5 separate regions of the Mus musculus genome follow, and regions 1, 2, 3 and 5 are each linked to region 4. A link is a loop called in an ENCODE intact Hi-C map of the cell type or tissue named here. Cell type or tissue: left cerebral cortex. All regions are shown on one strand.

Region 1 (5,000 bases), 330 kb before region 4:
CAGATCTGTCATTCTGGACCATGTTGTGTGTAAAGGACCTCCCATCAGCAATACTGAGATACAGGTGACCTACACTTACTATAGGACCAGAGGATTTCATAGAATAGGGAGAGGGAGGCAGTTAAGTGTCCCCACTCTTTAGCTGACATGTTACTATCCAGAAAATATTTAATATGTTGCTTCAGGTGCTACAGTGGTGAAGTCTAGCTTGTTACTTAGAGGCTTACCAACATTTGGACCTTCAATCTTTTTTTGTTTTTGTTTTTGTTTTTGTTTTTTGGTTTTTGGTTTTTCGAGACAGGGTTTCTCCGTATAGTCCTGGCTGTCCTGGAACTCACTTTGTAGAATAGGCTGGCCTCGAACTCAGAAATCCACCTGCCTCTGCCTCCCCGAGTGCTGGGATTAAAGGCGTGCGCCACCACACCCGGCTTGGGTCTTCGATCTTTTGAAGTGATCCCAGGCCTCATGGCCTGATGTCTAGGGCCAGTCCCTTTAGAAGAGCTCTGGAAAACACCCAGACAGCACAAACACCTGGGGCAGACTTGAAGAGTCAGTCCTGAATCAACAAATATATACACAGAGTGATGGTTAATAGTAACTGTCAATGGGACAAGATCCAGAACCACCTAGAAGGCAAGCCTCTGGGCAAGCAAGTGAAGGATTCTTTAGATGAGATTAACTGAAGTGGGGAAAATCACCTTAAATGTGACTGGGATCCCTTTATAGGTTGGAATCTTGGACTGGATATAAAGGAAAAAGCAAGCTAAGCATACACGTTTATCTTCTTTGCCTCTTGCTGGCTGATGCAATGGAACCAGCTGCTTCAAGCTCTTCCTGCATCCTTTCCATGCCATAAGGGACATGGCACCATGAGTCAAAACAACCCTTTCTCCCTTAAGATGTTTTTATCTGAGTATTTTATGGCAGCAGGAGAGTAGTTGAGACAGAAGGTTCCTTATGATCATGTTTCACTTAAATTTCATTAAAATGTGATAGTTGTACTAATATACAAATTAGACATCTAAGAATTCTACGTGAATTCCTGGCATCCACCCCAAATTGAACTGCTGGGGTGATGTTGTTTGGGGCAGGTGAGGGGTGAGGACTAACAGATGCATTCCTGATTCTCTTCTCTCCTCCCACTGCAGGGAGTCTAGACATCAAAGAACCAAAAGAAGTCTCCCCATGCCTCACTCTGCTTAATTTCTCAGAAATATGTCACCCATGGGCCATGGCTGCAGTTGCTTATGGTTATCTTGTTCCAGCAAGGTTGCCCTACAGACCTATACCCTTCTTTTACATGAGAGATTTCAAATTCTTCCATACTTCATCTCTCTGAAGCCTAGGGTTTATGATCAGGATACCACCACCACACAACCAGACCCTCTTCCAGGTCCCCATCACAAGCACCATCCTGCTTACATGCTTGCTTTGGGCAACAACCTCAAAGGTCTTTTAGAAATAGAATTGACTGTGTGTCACTCCTGAATTAATTTCCGCAGTGGCATTGTGCCTGAAGTACATACCAAAGGCGCTACCATGGTTTATGTTACCCTCCTTCACCAACCCATGCATATTTTTTAATCAAACTCTTTGCAGGTCCCAGACTACTATTTTCCAACATCACTGTCCCTCTTTCACTTTGGGAACATAGAAGGGTCTTGTTGTCATCCAGGTGACTTTCAGTCTCTTGGGTTCAAGAGCTCCACAATGTTCCATGTAGCTGTGACTGCAGGCATAGGTCATTATGCCTGACCACTTTGACATTTTCTGAAGAATTATTTTTCACAAAGCAAAGGCCTGAAAGTATGTATGCTGTTCCATTTTCAAAAGAACTTAATGCTAACAGCTTGTCCCTTTCACCACAGGGATAATAAAGCTCCACGACTCAGGCCTTATGAAGCTCACAGCCTTAGATACAGAAACCCATTGCTGGGGTGGAGAGCATAGTTTGAATGTCTGAACCTTTTCTTAAGTTTTAAGTGGAGTCCTGTAGCCCTGCCTATCCTGGAACTCATTATGTAGACCAGGCTGGCCTTGACCTCACAAAGAACTGCCTGCCTCTGCTTCCTAAGTGTTGGGATTAAAGACAAGTACTGCCACACCCAGCTACCAATGTCTCGTTTTAAAAAAGCCTGTCAGTGATTTAGTCCCTTTATTAATGTTCCACCTGCATTTGCTCCCTAGATTACAATCTATAAGGTGCTAAAACAAGCTACCCAGACTGCAATGGAAGAACAGCTCAGGGTGTAAGCCACTCTCTATGCATTATGTAGATCCATTTTGCAAGGAATGGCTTTTGAGAAATTCCACCAGCCTAGTAACTTCTTAGATATGTGCTTTTCTAGGGTCACCAGAGATCCAGATGGAGCAGCCCCTATCTGTGTAAAGCTTGCACTCCATCCAAAGTTTGGAGGCGGATGGTGAATTTAGCAAGGAGAGACATGGATAAGAGCCATAGAGAAGCCGTGCAGCAGGAGGGAGCCTGGAGTGCGTGGGTTGGGAGGCACCTCCAGTGGGTGTTTCTGGGGATGGTGCTCATTGCACCTCATATCAAGAGCAGAAGGAGATGCTCTCCTCATGAGTCTCTGGTCTATTTTTACCACTTGGACACCATGAGTCATGCTACTGATTGTCTCCCAGCACTGCTGCTGCTGCTGAGCTCACAGCCAGCCTTGGACATCAGAGTATATATTTGGGATACTGACCTCCCTTTGGTTTAATCTCATTTTTCCATGATGTTTTCCATCTACCTTTTTAGCATCATCTGTGCATCTTGTCATATTTCTACATCTGTTGTTCTCCGTGTGACAAGTACCAGACAGAAGCAACCCCTTCCCCAGCCTTTTCTCTGTTCACTGGCATGCTGCCCCTGCCAGAAATATAATAAAACCAGCCTGTCACGATGGTCATCAGGAAAGGGCAGGCAAGAAGAAATGATGAGGTTTGTCCACTCACCTGCCTCAGTTAAAGACAAAACTTATGAGCCCTCATGCTGAATCTAACCAGTCATGTGTGCTGTCAGGCTCAATTATGAGAGTATTATCCTGAATGATTATCATATATAACTTAATAGAAGTTCCTTCCTTCTGAAGATCTGATCTTGTCTAAGTTTAAAGTGGGACAAATGTCAAAATAAGCAGAAAATCCCCCGAATGTGTTTTCCATACACCCAGAGCTATGCCTCTGAACAAACCCTTACAATTCAACATTCACAACTTTCCATTGGCCCTTTCCATTCTTACGTTCCATTCTCTCTAATGAAGAAGAAAACCTCTACACCCTCAGGCTTGCACACCTGCTAACCAGAAGCCAGATGGCCAAGTACCATGGAGGATATGCATTTGGTCCAGAAAGTAGATCTGCATGTTCCTAAGAAAGATGTCAACGGGATGTTCAAAGAATGACGTTTATTCTTAAAAGTCACTAAAATAGTTTTCCAGTTTGAGAGAGCGTTTATTTCAGGGCAGTGCTCTTCCCTGGCAGGCAGAGTGTGCAGGGGAAGATTCACTATGGAATACCCAGAGAAGCCTGCCTTCACTGAACACTGTGATTCATCCCAAATCAGAGCAGCCTGAGCCCCACAGAAGCAAAGCCACTTCCCAAGTGCATTGCCTTCCTTGTGCCACATCCAGGTTATGCTTCTCCTGGGACAAATTCATTTGCTGATAAGAAGTGATGGTACCCAACAGAGCACCTTCTCAGCAATGCTACAATCCCCATGCTTTGGCGTTGCCATAGCTTCCCATAAAAGGAAAGCTGGGGCATGGATAGTCATCCCTCATCTACCCTGGGGCTGGCCTGAGAGGGCTTTAGTGTAGACACTGCCATTCCTCAGCTTTCCAATAGCTGATTCCAGCACCTTCAGAGACAGTGGATGGCCAAGTCAGTATCGGCATGAGACCTAGACACATCTTCCCATATACTGGAAATCATCTCTAGCTTAGTCATGATATATGATTAATATAACTATTATGTAAGAAGGTGTTACACTCTTCTATAGTTTAGGGAATAATGACAAGGGGAAAGTCATTATATATGCTTACTACATACAGACAGTTATCTTCTAAATGTTTTTGAGTCAATGATTGGTTCAGAATGTTTGAAGATAGAGATCCTACAGGGCTGACTGTTCTTTATTTAGGAAGTAGTTTCAGAAAGAGGGGCAGGTAGCTGTAGATAAGGTGTGAAGTTCAGGGGAAATGCCATTCAGTCAGGTTCTGCAGGAAGCTGGAGACAGTGGGGAGTCTAGAAGACAACACAGAACAAACACTCGGGAATTCCATTGAAGTGTAAGAGTTGGGCACCTGTTTACCACATTCCTGCCAATTGTTGATAGAAATTATCCCTAGGACTTTTTCTCTCTAATCCTGATAGCTCACCAGTATGAACTGAAAACAAGTCTTCCAATGAAAATAAGCTTCAGGTAGAAAGCCCTGATCACTAGTGGCAAGATGCTCTGGAATGACAAAAGTGAGTGTCTATAATTCACACCTGAACTATCAGCTTTATTTATTCTAGTTCATAAAACTCTCTTGGATGAAACACCAGAGAATCTTCTACTAATTTTATAAGATAGGTATGGATTGATGGATGTATGATCTCAAAGATACACCAGACAAGCCACATTCAACTGAGTATGTCACCACCATTCTGTAGAGTGTACATTGTTATCACCATCATGATTTTCAAGGAAGGATCTGGGGTTCAGCGACGTAAATTCAGTTGCTTATGGTTGAGTAACTAGAGACAAAAAGCTGAAGGGGAATCCAACCATTCTTTCTCATAGTCTCCTTTCAGATCTCTGCTCTGCATGACTTCCCATTAGAAATACAGCTCACTACTTGTGACCTGAGATAAATGTGAAGTCTGGCATAGAGATCCAATGAAGTAGAGATAAAATGTGCAATAGTTCTGCTTTTCTGCACCTTCATATGTACCATCTCTTTGCATTGACCCAACCATGACCCCTGGGCTCATGATCCTCTACAGGATCCAAG
Region 2 (5,000 bases), 290 kb before region 4:
TTAACATTGTGTCTCAATGTCCCCAGTACAGTGTAAATAGATCATAGGCTATACCCCTCAAAACATCTCACATGAGCACATTTATGCAAAACAGCCCCATGTAACATTTCTATGTAACCTCATTTGCTCCTACCAGCTGATTCTGACAAGTAGACACCCTATCCTTCCTTCCCATAGTGTTTCTAAAAATGTGGTATCTGTTCAAACCACAGGTTGCAATACTGTGCCAGTCTATGCCTAGGGATCTGCATTCTCCAACAGGCAGGGGGACTAGAAAAGAACAAAGGGAGATGTACAGGCCTGCACTGGCATAAAACAAAATTACCAAAGTTTTATATGAGAGGACATGATGAAAGTGCTCACTTAACAAAAGGATAACTAAGGATCCCTTTGTACAGTGCTCTTCATAAAGGTATTTCAAAGTCTACCCAACTCTAGGAACACCACTGACATTTTTTTTTAGGAATAGCTTTTATCTCAAAGAAAATTTAGAGGTACACTAAGGGGCTCTGCAAGGGAAGGCATTCCTCCTGCTAACTCTCCTAGCCTTCTCTGGGGTGTGGCACACCTCTCTATAGTACTAAAATCACACTGGGTACCAAATCCCAGCAGGCATGGCACACACACACACACACACACACACACACACACACACACACCGCCTCCTAGGATCCAGTAAGTGAGACAGGAATGCCCACGTAGGTTTCCTAATGAACCCCTGGAGCATGCAGCACTCTCAGTGAGCCTTGCCAACAACAGCAGCAGACAATTTACATAAGCAATTGCTCCCTAGCAAATAAGACTCATTTGAGGAGGCAAATATGAAGGACAAGTTCAGTCCATTGCAGCCCTTCCAGGTCACTGTTAAATGAGGAAGAAATTAATTGCTTATAATTTACAAATTGAGGTTTAAAGATTTTACCATTTTTTTAAAAAAAATTATTTTGTTGTTCTTGAAGGAACTAGTCAACTAAAATCTTGCTCAGACCCCAGGTAGACAGGTATAGCACATTTAAAAGGCCAGTTTTCCTCAGTAATTGTAATTGTCTTTCCTCCAGCAATGGTCTACTTGTTCTTCCAATAAAAGTAGCGGGCTATCTTTTTTCCCCCCTGCGATATAAATGAGGAGAGGAATATCTTTCCTTGTATGAACATCATCTGTGCTCTACTGAGATCATTAGTAACAGTCATATTTTGAATCCAGAATGTAGCTCAGTGGTATAGCAATGTTTAGCATTTGTGGTGAGGCCCTGGGATCCAATCCAGCATAGAAACAAAACACACACGAATTATTATGATGGCCAGGCCAGCTTGCAATAAACTGCCATCATTCTCAGAGACAGGACCATGTGCAGACAGGTAAAGTCAGCTAGAAATTATTTTTTTTCTTTTTAAAGTTAAAATCAAAATGAAGCACTCACGAAAAACCCGTATGTAAACATATTACTTTTCTAGCTCATTTTAAAAATACAATTTAACAGCAATATAATTTATTATTTTAACCAATACATTTGCTTTGTTGGATACATTCATACATTCATAATTGTATAGGCTTACAGACACCAAATGATGCTATGATTTATTTGTATAATGTGGAATCACCGAATATTCCTCCCCTCAGTCATCCTTTTGGGAATAGATTTTGAAGTCTTTCCCAAACAAGGCCTCCAGGACTCTGAGAAACAAGGAGGAGGCGGCCAAGGCCAAGGGCATCTCTCTACCTTTCCATATCATTGAAGATTTCTGTAATAGGAAAGTTTGAAGTGCTTCCTTCCTGCTCCCTCTTCCCTGGTACCACAGTACCCTCTCTCACTGAAAAGGGGCAGCTAATTTACTATGAGTCCTCTCTGCAGGGGCAGGCAGTGGGGGCAGGGTGAGAAGGGCATCTGATCACTTACAGAGACAAGCTTGTCCCAGCAAAAGGCTAAAGTGTTCCTAGGTGCGAGAGAAGGAAGCAAAGAGGAAAGAAAGATGCTTTCTCACACATCCACAGGCCCCGCACCTGTGGTCTAAAACTTCGAAACGGCGGTCAAAGGCATGAGCAACTTCTCTGAAAATTCCCCTCAGCTTCTCCCCTCCTCCAAACAGACACCAGGCTACAGACACTTTTATCAGGACCCCCTTTCCCCTCTTTGAAACCACTTCTCTGCAAACACCCAAGCTGCAGACACCTTGACAAAGAAAAATCCACAGGCTCTGAGATATGTTAGGAGGTTGTTACCCCCTGCACCGTCCCCCCCTCCATCCCCCACACCGCTCAAGCTGCAGGTCTGCGCAGTTCGCAGCCTGATGGTTACCACCTCGCGGCTCTGCAGAAGAGGGCCCTAGAGATGCATGTCCCGCTGCCTGATTCTAAACAGAAAAACAGCCCCTAGGTATTTGTCAGACCCCTACGTCCCCCAAACAGCTAAACTGAGACCACTGTTTGCTGCACCAAAAACCCTGGTGAGACTATGAAAGACACAGGCAACCCAGTTCTTGCCCGCAGCGCAGAGGCGCCACCTCCACATCAAACACCGCAGGAGTGTGGTGCGCACCTTAAGTCTGAGGCACCGTGTGCCTGCGCTTCTGCTAGCAGAACACCCCACAGAAAATGAGGAATACCAGAAGACCCCTTCTTGTGGTCCTTTAGTAAAGCCAACCAACCCTTATCCTACTTGCCCAAAGCTCAACTGAAGGTTCCTCCACCACACCGCTAGGGTCCAACAAAACAGGCACATGCCCAAAGCCCTTCTTTCTTAAGAAAAGTGTCCAACTCCATGGATGCTCCACTCTCTCCAGTATTTACAGAGAGGACACGAATGAAGTGTAGAAATCACGCCCAGAGACAACAAAATTAGAATCTGAACCCTTTAATCGCATCTGCTTGCGCCCATCTCGGCGCCAGGACTGGCGGCTCCGAGGCTGCAGACTGTCGCGCTGCCAGGGACCGGACAGCTCATAAAAACCGGTCTCGTTTTGGATGGAGGTGAAGGGTTCTAGAAGTCCGGTCTTCCGCTCAGGTAACCGATTGTGCACCCACCCACCCCAATCCTGATGCTCTGGAACTCTACATTCTCTTTCCCCTCGGCCCTTTGCTTTCCTGTCCCATGTGGACCTCACTGACTGCCACCTCCGCGGATGCCTTTCTCGCCAGCCCCTCTTGGACTCAGCTAGGTAGCTCCAGGGACTGGTCGGTATCATCTAGGTGTTCCAGTACACCGGCCTGGCCCCCAGCAGCCTGGCTTTGCCGAACTCAAGACACAGACGCACTAGCTCTAACCGACGTCGCACAGCAGCCCCTTCACGCCGCCTGGGTACCCAAGGTGGCAAGGCGCCAAGTCGCACCCTGGGCCGGTATTACCAGTTCCTGTCCTCTCTGCATCTTCCCCGTCAGGCGCCATCTCCCCTCTCTCGGGGCGACACTGTGTCTCCCTAGTCCGGCCACTGCGACCCTTCAGGACTTACCGCGGCCGGCACACCATCACCGCCGCCTGGTCTGCGCGCTGCGAGGCGGAGCAGGACACCCGCCTGCGCCAGGGCATCCTCTCGCGCCCGCCACACCCGCCCACTCCGGTGGCCCGGGGTCCTCCCGCGCAGCTCTGGTGCTCGGGACTTACCTCCGGGACAAGGTGACCCGGCTGGTGCGCCCAGGCGGCCGCCCGCGCGTCTCGAGAGCCGGGAAGCGTGAGGGGCGCGGGGCGGTGCGGAGCCCGCCTCTGCTTCTGGGCTCGTGGCTCTCCGCCTCTGCCCTCCCCTGCGCGCAGCTTCCCCCGCCGCTCCCCTCCTTGGATCACTGCCAGCGCCCTGGGCTGCCCCGAGCACACAGTTCCCGAGAGCCGAACACAGGGCTGCGGCGCCACCCTTCCAGAACCCGGTCCTCTTGGCCCCTAGGAGCACAAAGGGCGCGGGCTGAACTAGGGGTGACCCGGGATGTGCCGTTCCACTCTTTGGTCTCGCGGAGCCTGGCGACTTGTGTGCAAGAGTATGCGGCCGCGGTCCCCGGGAGAAGGTGGCCGTGAGGAAGAGGAGGGGGAGAGAGAGCGGCAGCACACGAAGGTGGCCACTAACTTTGCTCCAGGCTAGCTGTGCCCTCGCCAGTGATAGCGGCTGGCGGGTGGCCGGGGGCTAGTGTCTGGAAACGTTGGGGCGACTGAGATGGGGGAAGGGGGACTGCCACTGGGAACTAGGAGGACAAGAATTAGCCGCCGACTGTGGAAACGGTGGCTTCCCTTGGTCCTAAAAGACCTCCCAGGCTCCAGGTCGACTTGAGGTTCAGAAGGTTTCTCTGGACACTGTAGGTTCAGAGAAAGACCCACGTCCTGACCAGCAGAAGGAATAAAGACAGAGACCAGCCTGAAATCGGTACTCTGGGACTCAAGCCTGTAGCTCGGACCAACACCATTGTAGGTGCACTGCGGGTGGCCCCATGGTAGTTGCTGTGGAAGGAAACTGGGCCGACGACGCCTTGGGGGTGGGGCAGAGTGGTGGCTTGGAGTAGGTCGAGGAGAGCCCTAGTAGAGCCGCCTACGAAGACAATCTACATTTCAAACGTTGGGGAAAATCATGCTCGAGTGGGCGTGTTTTCCTTACAGATTTTATAGAGAAGGAATTAGAAAATTCGCCAAAAAGAGGATCAAAAGTTGTCTTATCTGAATGACCCCCTTTCAAAACAAGGGAAAATTCACCTTGCTTCAGCTCTCCCAAACCCAAACTTTTTCTCCCTGGGGAGTCAACATTGCTAATTCCCTAGTGGTTCCTTGGATCTATAGCTATCTTGTATAGATTCCTGCCCCTTGCCTCAAAACCAAGATTTTGCCCCCAGAAACTGCCGCATCTAGCCAAGTAGAATTTGGAGTGTCAGAGTTGGAGGTAGCTCAAATCCTGCCTGGGAGCCCTGTGCAGCACTTGGCTTCTGGGGACCTTTAGCTGTACATAGAAAACAAAAAAATCAGATTTGGATGGCTTAGGAAGGAGGTTGAGCTGATTAGTGGACCCAGGTGTGTTCAGAGAAGCTCCTT
Region 3 (5,000 bases), 470 kb before region 4:
CTCAAACTGGCTTAGTTGGTGAGTGGATAAACATTCTATAGCCACAAACTGGAGCACTACTCAGCATTGAAAACGGATAAATGTTGTTGCCAGCAATGATCTGGAAGCATTTTGAAGGTAGGTTGTGGAACGCCAGACTCAAAAGCCTACATAGTCTCTAATACTGGTCATGTGGTACTCTGGAATACCTTTAGAGGTACCATTCCATAGAGGAGAGCTCCTTTCTGGCTTACTTCCCATGACTTGTTCATATAGCTTTCTTATTACAGAAATAAGCATAAGAATAATGACCAGTAGCTCTCATGGAGGGTGGGTGGGGCAGGCAGTGGCTCCAAGGAACATAAGCTGCTATATTCTGCATGGCTTGGGTCCTGAAATTTTGATGAAGGGTGACAAAAGAATAAAGAAAGGACAGGCATACATACATACAGAAAAGCTGGGGTCAGGTTGGGCGTATGAAGTTGGATGGAGTGGCACCTACTAACATACCCCCAACCTCAGCATGTTTATTTTGTACAGCACTGGGGCAGGAATGTCTAGTCTCTGTAGACAACCAGTCTCAGACAGTTAACATATAGGAGAAGGAAGAAGATTCAGTTGCTAGTGTTTGTACACACTGATCAATTGTCTGTAAAACTTGTAGTTAGACTAGAGGAAAAGAAGGTTTTAAAACTTTAGGCATGGCCCATGTAAGGATAGCTTTGCCAATTTGCCATGGGTCCAATGCCTTGGTCTTTGTTATGGCTGTGCCCAAGTCAACAATGTACATTCACTTAGGACTTCACTCTCCCAGGGCTTCCTCCACACCTTCAAGTATGTGGGTTATGTTAATGAACTGTCGTTGCCTATGGTGGTTTTTACTTATCAGTGTATATTGTTTAAACTCTTGCAATTGTACAGTCTTGGGCTCACAGTAAAGGAGAAAGATAGGTAGGAAGTTTTAAAAAAATGTGTTCTTTAAAAGCTCCACAGAAAGGAGTCGGCTTGGCAGCCTCTGTTCCCAGAGAGTGGAAGCTGGGTGCTGTCATGGCACCAAGAAGTGGCAAAGGATTCCAAAAAATGGTTCTGAGGTCTGGTGTGTGTTCAGCATCCGTGACACCTCCAGGTCTCATTAGTCTGGCTCTGGCCTCTGCCTATCTGTGATGTCTCCCGGCCCTCCAAATATGATGGTAAGGGGTGGGGGCAGGGAAAAGAGATGCCATCTTCTGCTCACTCTTTCAAATGGGTGTTAGTGAGATTAAAGCTAGAAAAATGAAGCAATATGTTAAACCATGTTTGTTTCCTGTCCAGGCTTCTCCGAGAAAAAGAAGCCAATCCTGCTGTACTCCTTGGGCTCTTATTCTGAAAAGGCTGATGAGTCCCTCATTTCTACCCCTTCCTACCCTGTCTCTGCAAATGATGAAGGACAGCCAGACACACAATTAAGCCAGCAAGACCCAGGGAGCTGCTCTAGCCAAGAGCGGTGGACAACTGCCCCACCTTCCTACAGTGGGTCTTGGGGGTGTGGCCTATAGGCCCTCAGGGTCCCTGGTGAGGTAAACCTCATCTATTCATGGCCATTGCCTGATTTTACAGGCAGCCTCTCCTAGCTTCAGCCCTTTTGGGGCCTCACACCACTTCCCCTGTGCTTCCTGGGATTGTCTCTCAAGCAAACCACTGGAACCAAATCCATAAAGGGAGCTGCAGGGGCAGCTACCCAGGGCTTCATTTTTCTTTTCTTTCCTCCCCCTCCTAACATGTCTCTAACACAAGAATTGACCTTCCCAACCCTGCTTGGTTTTCTCGTGTCATCAATATTTTTCCAGCTCACTAGAGTAGGTAATGGGAACTACTGCTGCAACCACAGCCATTGTAGACATTGAGTCCTACCCTGCAGCAGGAACCTCAGGGAAGTACCATGCACCTATGTGACTTTCTGGAGATGAAAGGAAGGTCGGCACAGCTGTGTTGTGAACCAAAATTCTTCCAAGAAGAGGTTTCTTCTTTCAAGCGCACATTTTTCTCAGTACAGCAGTTTCTCCAGTTCCCTGGTAGCAGCCGCCAGAATCTCTAAAAGGCTGACAGCAGCTCTGGGGAACTGATGAGCAGCAGGGGCTGGATGCCCTTGGCTGAACATTTGAACTGGGTCTTTCCCTTTTGTAGCTGTGCTGATATTTGCATATGTGGGCAGCAGCCTTTGGGGGTCTGTATTGCTCCTTTGTGAGAAGAGAAGCAGTATTGTGGTGTAGAATCCACACCTGAACTTCGAGTGCCTCAGTTTCCTTGTCGAATGTAAAAATAGCTTTCCCACATGCATATTTCATAAGGGCATTATTAATGGGATCAGATTTAATCAGATCTAAGTACATATGCCTTACACATCTTTTCCCCAAAGTAAGTCAAGTACAGAGGGAGTTGCAGAGTTGTGGGCAGCCATGCTATAGGGCTGGGAATGAGAATCACACATACACTATAACTGTCACTGCTGTTCCTCAGGAGCCCCTATATTATGCCTGTCTGTCCTGTCATTTTACAGTGCTACTGTACCAGGTGTTTGCCTCTCCTACTTTGAAGATGAAGAAAGCGAGGCTCAGAGATGTGTGATTATGTTGGTGAATGGGACTTTGCCGTTCATGTCTGCTGACCTTAAATTTTATGTCTCAAGCTGCTGCATTACAATGAAAAGAAAAGAAAAAAAAACATGGAGATTGCTGGGACTTGAGAACAGAGATATATAAAAGTTCCTAGCTCATACTAAATGAAAAGACTATGAACACCCATACCATACACACACACACACACACACATCCACACACACACATGAACCTCACTCATATGGTGTGCACTGTGCCTTTGCCTGTGTGTACATGCACATGCATGTATGAAATGTGTATTAAGCTGGATACATGGCTTACTAGATAAAGTGCTTAATGCATAAGTATGAAGACCAGAGTTTGAATCCTCAGCACCCACATTCAAGCTAGATAGGCATAGTCTCCCTGATAGAATCCCAGCATTTAAGAGGTGAAGGCAGGGGATTCCTGAAGCAAGCTGGGTAGGTCAACTAGAAGAATCTTTGAGCTCTGAGTTCAGCAGAAAAACCCTGCTTCAGTAAGTAATCAGAGAACAACTGAGGAGAACCTGAGTTCAAGCACTGGTCTACACACACATACACACACACACACACACACACACATGGGTACAAATGGGGTACACATACAATGTGCACACATGTACAAATATGTACAAATATGAACATACACATGCATAAGCACAACCCACATACACACATGCAAAAGACATTGTGTATGGTGAATGCACACACTTTAAAATGATTAGAAGTAGTGTGAACTCCACTCATCCCAAGAGCTGGATTTTGACAGCATTCCAGTCATGCTTCTGTTGCCTGCCAGCCTCATGCCTCCTCTCGGACAGAACTACCACCTCCTTGAAGTGTGTGTGGTATTCTTTGGTCTCATGTTACTACTTTTTCACCTGCGCATACTTCATACTTGCTGTTTCTTGCTTTGAACCAGGTTTACATGGATCATAGCATAGGTTACCTGTGCCATGTGGGTTTTACTCACTGTTGCAGCTCTGAACCTTGCATAGCTGATGTCCACTGTTTGTTTGCTTGTTTGTTCCTTTTTTTCTTAAAGCAGTTTTTTGTCCCCAAGGCAAGATTAATAGTCTAACTTTGATAAGCAACATATATGGTATGAGTACATGCAGACCCATTTGGGCCAGAGCAAAGAGGGAAGAGACAGGGGGTCTGGTTTGGATCCTGGAATCTTCATGGAAATGTCTATAATGACATATATTTATGGGCATGTTCCTGCATATAAGGTACCTGTGCAATATAGGAATGGGGCAAAGAAAGGTGTGGAACACTGAGGAGTCTGGAAGTCCAAGGATGGGAAGAAAAGAGGCCCAGTGGGAGCCCACACATCCTGGTAAAAAAATGATCTGACTGAATTATGATTATACCATGTTCATAATCCCAGTATTTATAATAATATGTGCATACTGGAGTAGGGAGGCATTCACTTCTGTAATTGGTCTTTGATTCTCCATGTTTTTATGTGTGATACAACCATTTTCAGAACTGGCTGTTTTTTGCCCATGAGCCCTTTAGATTGGTGAAGCTGTTGCCTCATATGGCCTAAAATGAAATTTCTAGCAGACTTAGAATTTAGAATAAATTCTTTTCATTAGTGGTTGTTCCAAGAAAAAAAGACTGACTGTAGGACTCTAAGGTGACCCAAGATATAGAGGCTATAAAACCACCCTGCTATTATAAGAATAATGGATAGGGTCTCTGAGACAACAATCCCCAGAATTAATAATTGAATGCCATTGCACTCAGCTCTTCATTACCAGACAGCCTTCATTCCTGTTTCTCTGGCTGTTCTCATTGAAGTTTGGACAGACAACATATTGCTCTCTGGCCACTGAAAGACCCTGGACTGTGTATAGAATCACAAGTTCAAATTAATCAAATTCAGCACACATTGAGTGAAGGTCTTTCCTGCACATCATTCTAGACACTTGTGCAGATCCCATTGTAAAGGCATTCCATTGACCAGCACTCTGTGATGCAGAAAAACAGAGAGCTCCCGAGGTAGGACTGGCAGGCAAGACACCGTGAAAATGAAGGCCTCAGCCGATGAGCATTACCCACAGGCTGCAAACGCAGTCAACCCTGGGGGAAATCAATGAATTTCAAGTAAACTGACAGGAAAGAAAAAAAGGAAAAAAAAAAAAAAAAAAAAAAAAGAAACCCACTTGAGTACTGTGGCTTTACAGTTTCCCTGCCATTGATGGGAGACAAGGAGGTAAGGGCTGCTTCAGCCCCTGTCTGATGATGGCTTCTCTACTGCACTCCAGGCAAAAATCAAAGAGGTCACTGGTATCACTGAAGATTGACAAGGGACAGCAGCAAGGGACAACTGAAAGATCTGATATACTGTTTTCAGAAGATGGCAATAATAACGAGCAATATAGGCTGAGCCAGCAAAGGT
Region 4 (5,000 bases):
CTTATGGGGTCACAGGAGTTGAAGAAATCCTACGATTAGATCAGGAGTCAGTGCAGATATACCTGTTGACTGAAAATTGAGTTTCTAGTCTTGCATGTGAGATTCTGGGACAACTGTAAGATCATAGACACTTAGGCCTTAAACATGATTTTTGCTATGTTAACACTCTCATTTGAGCAGTAGAGGCACCCAGCCAGTACCTAGCAGTCAGAAAAATGCCCTACCGAGATTAGGAAACTTCCTTACACTGGACCTGCATCCCTAGCAAAGCAGTGAAGCCATTGGCAGCCCAGTTGGCTTATAGCTGAAGCAACGTGGGAGACCCTCAGCAAGAACTGCATAAACTCTATCACTTTCCAGGTCCTTAAGCAATGAAAGTCATAAGACAAATAGCTTACTGTTACTATGACAATAACACACTGGGTTTGGGTCTGATTTCTTAAATAGCATTTGATAATGAACGAAGCCTAGTACTCTGACTCTATTTTAATATCGTCACTGTACTCAAGAGTACTCAAGGATGACTGGGGTCCTTGAAGAGGTTTGATAGTGAAGTGGCAATGCTTAGGTTTATACACTTAGAAGTTCATTTAGATGTCACTTAAAAATGTGAGTGTAGAGCAGAAAGAGGAGGGATGCTGAGGTCCAGGAAAGAAAATTCAGTGAAGTAGCCTATATTAGGGATTGGATGTGGCAAAACATTTTCACGTTGGGAACTGTTTTAAAGATTGAGCCAACATGAGTTGCCTTTTAATTAGATGTTAATTTAAGAGAAAAAACTAGGGATGATAGCTACTGGCTGTCTGCCTCCACTGCTCACAATGTGGGTGGTGAACTCTAAATGTGTGATGAGGGAAGGAAATAAAAAGGAGAGGGACAGAAGGAGGATGAAAGGGAAAGATGGAAAGGGATTAGAAGAGTTAAGGCGAGGGGGGGGGACATCTCAGAACAAAGGTATCCTTAGTCTGATATAACCTCTTAGTTTTGGCTTGGATCACACAGGTCCATAGTACACTATTTGATGAGATAGAAAGTATAGAATAAGAGCTAACTGTAAAGTGTGTGTGGACTTTAATTTTCACTATGGGCATCCTCTGTTTGGTTCATCCTGAATATAGTAGGCAGTATAGTAACAAAGCACTGGTGATCCTGACATAACCTTGAACACATTTTGACTCATTTGATCAAAGATAGAAAAGATATAAGGGTTGAGAGGTAAAATTGAGAGTATAATCAATTTAAAATGAAAAGGGGGAAAGTACAGACTTTTATCATCAGCCTACAAGTATTACAGGAATAAAATGATGGTAGCAACTTGTAAAATGTTGAGTCTAAGCATCAAACCAATATTTCTCTAAGTCACTATTGTCATTAGCTCACCTGCATTAACAAAGTATAATATGTGTCCATGTGGCCTTACACACACACACACACAAAGAGAGAGAGAGAAGAGGGGACAAAGAGACAGAGACAGAGAGACAGAGTCAGAGACAGAGAAAGACAGAGAGAGACAGAGATAGAGAGACAGAAAGATAGACAGTGAGAGTAACATTCACATTTCATAGATTTCCAAAAGGAATGGACTGCAACTATATCCAGGAAAATCAGAGAAGATAGGCTGTCCAGCATCTAAGTCCCTTATTAGGGAAGATCCAAAGTTCTCTTACCAATAAATACTCTACTTCTTGGTTGTATAAAACTTTTAGTTACCTTTCAATGTACTGCTTTTCTGATGACTTCAGTTCACAGTGGACACAGACACACTCATTCACCTATGTAAATATAAGCAGGTTCAGCTTATATTTATTGGCTAATCGTTATGTTCCAGTCACTGATAAATGTTGGCACTCAGTGATGACATTGTTGGTATATACCACACCTACAAATAGGAGGGGGTTGTACAAAGACCTCAGAGTTGGAGAGGGTATTGCTCAAAATTTCTCACTGTGGAGCCTATGAGGTTGATCTGCAATGAGTATACACTTATATCCTTCCAGTCTCTTGTGTTTAAGTACATAGGATGGCTAGATGAGTTGGAGCCTTAGAGAAGGAGTGTTTTTTTAATGATTATTTTCTTTATTTACATTTCAGATGGTATTACCCTTCCTGGTCTCTTCTCCATTCCCTCCCCCTCCCCTTTGCCTCTAAGAAGGTACTCAGTCACTCACCCACCCCCATACCCACCCATACCCTCCTTCACTCTAGCATCTTCCTTCACTGGGGCAACAAACCTCCCCTCCCACTGATTCCAGATAAGTCAATCTTCTGCTAAATATGTAGAAGGAGCCATGGACCCACCCATGTACACTCTTTGGTTGGTGGATTAATTCCTAGGAGCTGTGTGTGGTCCAGTTATATGATACTGTTCTTTCTATGGAGTTGCAATTCCCTTCAGCTCTTTCAGTCCTCCCCTATCTCTTCCACTGGGGTCCCTGGGCTCCGTCCCATGGCTGGCTGTAAGTGTCTGAATCTGTCCTGGTTAGGTCCTGGCAGAACCTCTCAGAGGACAGACCTACTGGCTCCTCTCTGCAAGCAGTTCTTGGCAGCAGCAATAGTGTTGGGGTTTGGTGTTGAAGGAGTGTTTCTTATAGAAAGGCTGAAGCATAAAAGATGTTGCCCAAGTAGGCTTTGAGGGTGAGTGCCAGGCAAGCCTGTGCTCCAGTCTCTAACTCCTGGAGCCTCTTGCAATCTATATTTCTTCAAATTGTCATTTCCCTTTGCACTCTGAACTCTCCCAAGCCTTTCAGGATCTGTGTCTGCAAGGTAATAGGGACATGACTTGAGGCCCATGTTCATGAGGCTTACACCTAATTTATAGTCATAATTTTGAGTCACAACTTTACACCTTTCCCAGAAGCCTTGACAGAACCTCTGACTCATTGTTCATTTTCCTTACTGTCTCAGTATAAAATGCCAAAGAACACATCTGTCTTTGTCTTTTCTGTCTGTGGGCTTTTTGTTACTATGCAGGCCTCATAAAACTACTTCAGCATCAGTAAGACTTATCTATTGAATAAGAATTCAATTTCAGGGAAGACAAATTCTGTTCCTGTTTTCCTTAGAATTTCATTGACATTTTAGAAATCAAACCATTGGTAATGATGAAATCGGACATTTTTAGGGCTTCATAAAATTTAGTTGTGTAGTTGCTGGACTTTGTGGCTTCAGGGCCCTTAGATGAGTGAATTACACAGGGATCTTACCCTACTCAGCTCATTCAGATGATGTGAAGACGATTTCGGATGCTTTTTGAAATAAGAAAGGAGGTGAAAGGCTAATTAAAGATTTATGTGCTTGAGATCTACGTGCTTCTCTCGGCTCCACCAGGCAGGCAATGAAGCGCCTCACTTCAAGAGTGTCACGGCTTGGCTCTAGAGCATGCAAATGGCCATCCATCCTGGTCTGGAGGCAGAGGTGGTTATCACACTTCTTGTAATGATAGGTTTCTGTCAAGTTGACACAAACTATAGTAACCTGGAAGAGGGAATCTCAATTGGGGAATTATTTCCATCAGGTGTCCATCCCCAGTGTGGGAATTTCTTGATTGATGACAGGAGGGCTCATCCACTGTAAGCTGTGCCTTTCTTGAGTTGGTGGTCCTGGCTTTTATATAAAAGCAGGCTGAGCTAGCCATGAAAAGCAAGCTAGTAAGCATTCTTACTCCATGGTCTCTGCTTCAGTTCTTGTACCCAGTTTCCTTCTTTGAGTCCCTGGCCTGACTTTCTTTAGTAACTGATTGTGATTGGTTAACTGTTATATGAAATAAGCCTTTGTTCCCATAAGTTGATTCTGGTCAGTGTGGAATCATAGCATCAGGGAATCAAAACTAGACCACCTCTCTACTGGCCAGCCACATCGCAGTTTGTAAATTGGGAATGACTTTTGTGTGTGTGAAGTGCCTCATTTATTTATAATAATGATGATAATAATAATAATAATAAACAATAATGGTTTATTGTAATTTAAATATTCATCTTCATTAATTATAAATTAAATAATGTATAAAAATAATAATTATTATAGTATACTACATCATAGTTTTGGAGGGAAAGACAACTCTGTAGAATTGGTTTATGATATCTAACTTTTATGGGCTCCATAATTAAGCTAATATTGCCTGGATTGAGTAGCAAGTATTGACTCACTGAGTTCCTTTTCTGGTCCTTCAACTAGTTTTAATAGATTTACTTCAAGTGTTTGAGTTTTATTAATTTACTAACTCTATCAACCAGCATTGATGGGCTAGAAACCATGCTGGGTGCTGGAAATCCCAAAAGACCAAAAGATTCTAGATGCTAGTAAACTTGTTCCAGTGGTTATAGAAATCAAAAAATGGAATGAGTACCAACTCACCAGCAATATTTTCCATGGTGTTGATCCAAAACCCAGCTCTCACTTCATAGGGAATGAGAAATTATTTGTTTGTTTGGTTGGTTGGTTTTTAGCTCTTCATTGATTCTTTGTGAGTTTCACATCATGCACCCCAGTTCCCTCATTTCCCTATCCCCTCATTTTGCCTTTGCCCTTGCAATGTCTACCCTCAAGATAAAGTACAAGGGCATACACACACCATCACAATCACCACCACCACCACCACCATCACCTCCACCACAACCACCACCACAGTAGACTAGTGGTAGAGCTCATCTCTCTCTCTCAGTCTGTCCTTGGGGCTAGCTCATTGGCTCCCCTATGATCAGAGCTAGCACTACTATGTAGTGCTATCAGGGTAGCCCAGGCCACACTTCTGAGTATTGTAGCCAGTGATGTACAGGGCCAGCTCACCTACTCTCATGACCCTGGGGTCAGCTCTCTTGATTGCCTCAAGCAAGGGAAGAGGGGACATCTTCCTTCACCCAAACCACCTCATGGCAAACTAGTAATGGGGTCAACTCTTCTACATTCACATCTTTGGGCAATTTAACCGTACCCTTGGCACCAAGGCCAGCTCTTCTATGCTGTATGTGCAAGATACATGGCCTGCTATCTGGAGTGGTGCA
Region 5 (5,000 bases), 480 kb before region 4:
TGTTTCCTTGGTTTTTCTTTGTTCAGGAAATCACTAGAATGAGCACTCTCGGGTAAGGTCTGCTTTATAGGTATGAAACCCAAGGCTCTTTTGTTAAATGTATAATGGACTCGACATCTTACCTTCTTAATGGTAATACTGTATCTGATAACACAGTGTTGTCCAGTTCTGCTATGGTCAGGGTGTTCTGCAACAGAACTGATAATGTACTTATAACCACTTGAGAACCAAGTTTCCAGACCCAGAAAAACCATAGTCTTTCTCCTAAGCCATGGTTTGTTGGGAAACTAGCTGAACAGAAAATCTTTTTTTTTTTATCTGAAAACCTAGCTTGCCAAAAATATGCCAGAAGAGTGCTCTATAATGAAAGGATCACAATGAATGTTTTAGTATACACACACACACACACACACACACACACACACACACACACACACACAAAGCCAAAGATCCAAAGAGTAGTGAACTGCCATATCACCTCTAGTTATTATTAACAACAATTCTATCAAACTCATGGTCCACAGGCTGTATAATAAGCAAAAAATATCCTTGGGAAGCATAGGTTGTTTTAGATATTGTGACTGCATGATAACCCACCCCAAACCCTGATTTAGTCAAGGATATTTACAACACTCATGACTAAGAAGGTCAGAGGTTTGTATCCAGAACAGATTGTAGTGTTGTCTTGTGGTATCCCTGACCCCAAGAAGCCGAGTGCCCAGCAAAAGGTCCATAAGCCGTGTATGCTGATAGGTTGGATGGTCATGTTATACACTCCACTTGAGTTCAGGAGACACAGACAGCCTTTTCCAGGGACAGCAGAGAATTGCAATGTGATAACACAGGGGTAGATATACCTTGGTCAGCTGCCTTTAAAGGTTGTGATTGGCAACATTCTTTGGTGAAGGTGACATCAGGGCTAATACCAGTTGGACACATAGGGACATACCCTGTGACAGTAGAATGCTGGGATTGGGGAAAATCGCAAGGAAGAAGGTTCCCCAAGAAGCTAAGTTATTGCAAGGTTCATGGAGGGTCTATGACCCATTGACTTTCTTCATGTCCAAGACATGAGTGGTAATTGGAGTTTCCAGTAGTAGGTAAAGAAGATTGGATCATTCAGCCAATGGCAACAAACTGAAGAATCAGCAACATAAAAGTTAAGAGGATCTTTCATCAGGCTGTATCAAAAAGGCTGAGCCCCAGCAAGGGTTGTTGTGCCTTTTACCTTCTTCCCTTAGCCAAAGGACTTCCTGTGCCAAAGACCAACACCTATGAGTGTAGCTCTGACCCCTGCAGGACTTTTCTGACTCTATACCTTGGGGGACTTCTTCCTTCTGGAAGTCAGACTTCCACGAGGGTTGGTCTCCCTTCTGGAAGCCTGTAGTAACTTTCTGAAAACAAACACTACAGAAATCCAGAGGAAGAGGCTGGGAGTAGTTGTTATGTTGTCCACCTGGTCAGTACTAACAGGGCATTCTAGACATCTCTGATTATGTCATGATGAGCTCTCACTACTCAAACTACCTGCCTGGGAGGATGGCATGAGGGTCTGGAACTCCATTTCAGGATGCTAGGCTGTTAAGGGGTTGCTCTTATGCATTATCCCTAAAGGAAAGCATAGATCATGAATTTGGGAAGATATACAAATAAAAGTTGCTGTCACTCAGTCCACCCAGCCTTGGAATAGCTTCCTGTATTCCCTAGACTCATAAATGGCACTGGAAGACTGAGTATTATCTTTAGGAAACACCAGATCATGCCATGCCAAGGAGGCTAACAGGGTGTTAGAGTTCTTTTGTGGCATGGATACATAGTAAGATGATGTTTATGAGGGGAAGCTATAGTCTGGGGGCCTAGAGGGGGGCTTCCCTGTGCCTAGGATCTAGTCCATCTTGTGTTCTTCATGGTAGAGTGTTCCTTTCTGCACTTAAGTATTCACATCTCTGAACCCACTTCTTCCAGTAAGACTTGCTCTGTTGGAGCCAAAGGTGACTTTCAGGGATAAACTTGTGTTGGAGTGTAAGGTTCTTCTGGGAAAGCCAGGCTCAGCTGGCAGGGACCTACCTCCTTCCTTGGTATCTTCTTCTCTCCCTGGCACCCAGTTCACTTCCCTGCAAACACCAAGCTCACAATTGTTTGGAAGATGTCTCTGAGACCTGATTTGTTTGGTTTTGTTTTGGGTTTTTTTTTGTGTGTTTTGTTTTGTTTTGTTTTGTTTTGTTTTTTTAGTTAATTTTTGTTCCTAGTTGCAGAACGTCACATGTCCTTGCATGTCACAAATTGTGACTCACTCTGCCTTTTCCACAACAGATGATAGAGTTCAAACAGAGGAGTGGTTTGTGGTGTTGGAGGTTAGACAGCTACATGATGAGCCCCTAGTGAGTTTGAAGGTAAAGCAGCAGTTGGACAGTATTACAGATGATATGCATGCAAAGTGCTGACTGCTCACAAAGACAGCTGGGAGTATTCAAGGAGCAGAGTCAGAAATCTGCCTGCTGGGCTAGATTTCCTGTATATAGCAGACTTTCCTGAAGCCCAGTAGAGGGCAACAAAGGCTAGAGAGAGGCTCTGTAGACCTTTGTCCTGCCTGGACAACACAGACATGTGGATGCTTAATTAATGCAAATGTGTCTTAATCATCCTCAAATGGGGCTCCTGGTGAGGGTTGCTATGGTCACAGGCCTCTGTCTTCCACATTAGCTCCGTATGTCCAGGTCTAATTCAGGCAGTGCGTGACTGTGCTGTGAGCCCTGGGTACCCATAGCAGTTACCACAAGCAATCTTGGCATCTTTTCCTCCTGCCACATTCCAAAAGTCACTGGAGGTCTCCATGACTATGAACCATGATGAGAATGAGTCGTCTGGTAAGCTTTGTTCCCAGTTTCTGCCACATCTGTACCTTGAAACACTGCCAGGTAAGGTGAGGGCAGAAGGAACTAAATAAAAAGGAAGAAGAAAAATAGGCTCAGAGAGCTCATACAAGCTTGTTTTTGACTGTCCAGGCTTCAGGTCTGGCAAAGAGGTTTATGGTATTGGGTAGTTTTATGCCAGTGTATTAAGTTGAGTTGTGCTTTGTGTCATCTAGTGTCTCAAAAATGTGCCAAGAAAGTAAGATATGAGTCTGTTTTCAGGTAAATTTGGAATTGGTGTGTATTTCCCTCAGGCCACACAGAACAGTTGGGTTGATGAGCCAGTATTCCCCATTTTGGAGCAGAATTGGATCCTAACCTATATCATACGCTTCTAATGTTGGGCCTTATATATAAAGGTTGCTGTAGTAGAGGCATGCTTCTCTTTACTTACCCTTAAAAGTTGCTGCTGCTGCTGCTGCTGCTGGTGGTGGTACTGGTGGGAGGGGAGAAAGTTAGGGACCATGCCTTAGTGGAGTAGATTTCAGTCAAGACACCTTAGCCAAACACTTTCCCTTACCACAGTAGGGGGAACCACGTAGAAGTGAATCCTATTGACTTGTGCCACCACATACGGATGACTCAGGCATCAACACAGATGTGCAGTATTTCTGCACCAGCTGTTGTAGTAGGGAAGGTATTCTTGGCTACGATGTACATCAAGTAACATCTGTGGGGTGGCAAGCCTCTGTGAGTGAAGTTATTGTCCTTCTGTTCTTGTCCTCCTCATTAAAGGCACAGAGGCTTACTGTATTGTTTTCAGAGTTTGTTCCATGAAGCCATGTAGGTCTGTTAGCCCTAATATCTAAGATTAAGGCAACATATGGTTGGATACTCATGTAGAGAGGCTAGATCTCTAGGGTTGGACTGTTGCATGTCCATATGTCTGTGGCTTGGGGCTAGAGAAAGCATTTTGAGCCTGGGGCTGAGAACTGTAAGCTTAGAGTTTGTTTTTGTAGCAAGGCATATGCTTTAATTGTGCCATGACTAGGCTCTGGAAGCAGAATTCTTGTAGAAAACTTCAAAGGAATCTCTGTGGCTGTCTTGAGCCCATCTCAATTGAGACAATACTAGCTGCTAGAGCCAAAGGATCTTAAAGGTCCACAATCCCAAATACAAAAGGTTATGTATATTCATTAAAGAGCCCAATATATTATGTCTTTGTTGACAGGTAGCTTTTTTTCACCCCAAATGTCCTGGCAAGAATCATTTCTTCACATGCCTTCAGCAAAGTCTGTCCCTGCAAGCAGCCCTGGCCCCTTCTTCCATTTCCCTTTTGAGTTTTATCCTGAATTCCTTTTCCTTACCTGTTGTACCAAGTCCTCCATACCTGACTTCTGGATGTGTTTCTGGGTCTCCTTTCCAGCACTCTAACCTTTTGTCCAATCTTTGGTAACCCTGTGTCTTTCTTACCTGACAGGAATTATGAACTATCTTCCTCCAAGGATGGCAGTTGTTTGTGGCACTGTGCTAGGGATATTCCACCCCCCCCCCCAAAAAAGGAAGAGGAATGAAGTTAAATAAGTGTTCCAGAAAGTGCTCCCCTTCTTTGGCAAGCTAAAAAAAAAAAAAAACCAAAACAACAACAACAACAACAACAACAAAACAAAAACAAAAAAAACCTAGAGAAATCTCAATGTGTACAATCAGGTAAGGATTCTTCCATCATATCATATCCTGGGGCTTTGTTCCATCACAGGATCCACAGGATGAAGGAACAAATGGAAATGGTGAGCTTGAAGAACTGATTCTACATGGGGATGCATGCCACCTTTAGCATCTGATACTGCTCACCCTCCTCTTACTGTCTTGCTTTGGGCGCATAATAGAGAATCCCTGTGGTCAGAGTACCTGCCATTGCTAAGGACTTCTGAGAGATTTAAAAAAATGCTCATCTAGGAAACATCACTCTACGTGTCTCTTATGGCAAATGCATCCTCATTTCTAGATAGCAATTCATGTTTGCTTTATTATATTATTATTACTAAATAATTCATAGTGCTAACACACATGTATACACACACACACAGAGAGAGAAAGAGAGAGAGAGAGAGAGAGAGAGAGAGAGAGAGAGAGAGAGAGAGAGGT

Evidence for each region. A loop is a pair of places that touch in the nucleus more often than their neighbours do. Peaks named below come from ENCODE experiments on the same cell type or tissue, not always from the same donor. Only the 100,000 strongest peaks of a DNase experiment are listed, where the experiment ranks them.
Region 1: it touches region 4 in a loop (6-fold over the local background); 2 of 42 quality-filtered maps call a loop at or near these places.
Region 2: it touches region 4 in a loop (6-fold over the local background); 2 of 42 quality-filtered maps call a loop at or near these places.
Region 3: it touches region 4 in a loop (2.8-fold over the local background); 6 of 42 quality-filtered maps call a loop at or near these places.
Region 5: it touches region 4 in a loop (1.9-fold over the local background); 6 of 42 quality-filtered maps call a loop at or near these places.

What each region holds. Positions count from the first base shown.
Region 1 is chr2:149,871,086-149,876,085 of GRCm38, reverse strand. The region is part of intron 1 of Syndig1 (synapse differentiation inducing 1); the gene reads right to left. Among named protein-coding and RNA genes, the nearest start is that of Syndig1, 43 kb to the right of the region's middle. In left cerebral cortex, a CTCF peak has its summit at 2,375; DNase peaks (open chromatin) are centred at 2,499 and 3,429; H3K27ac peaks cover 2,106 bases.
Region 2 is chr2:149,829,525-149,834,524 of GRCm38, reverse strand. It overlaps Syndig1 (synapse differentiation inducing 1), which reads right to left and starts at 3,742. Exons shown (of 4, transcript NM_001085521.2): 1 at 3,600-3,742. In left cerebral cortex, CTCF peaks have their summits at 2,488 and 2,691; DNase peaks (open chromatin) are centred at 3,683, 4,126, 4,435, 4,799 and 6 more places; H3K4me3 peaks cover 3,169 bases; H3K27ac peaks cover 2,820 bases.
Region 3 is chr2:150,013,589-150,018,588 of GRCm38, reverse strand. No RefSeq gene overlaps it. Among named protein-coding and RNA genes, the nearest start is that of Zfp120, 120 kb to the left of the region's middle. In left cerebral cortex, no CTCF peak of the experiment used is centred here; a DNase peak (open chromatin) is centred at 2,003.
Region 4 is chr2:149,538,840-149,543,839 of GRCm38, reverse strand. No RefSeq gene overlaps it. Among named protein-coding and RNA genes, the nearest start is that of Cst10, 140 kb to the right of the region's middle. In left cerebral cortex, no CTCF peak of the experiment used is centred here; DNase peaks (open chromatin) are centred at 793, 2,605 and 2,821.
Region 5 is chr2:150,021,672-150,026,671 of GRCm38, reverse strand. No RefSeq gene overlaps it. Among named protein-coding and RNA genes, the nearest start is that of Zfp120, 110 kb to the left of the region's middle. In left cerebral cortex, a CTCF peak has its summit at 2,545 (motif pointing right); a DNase peak (open chromatin) is centred at 2,566.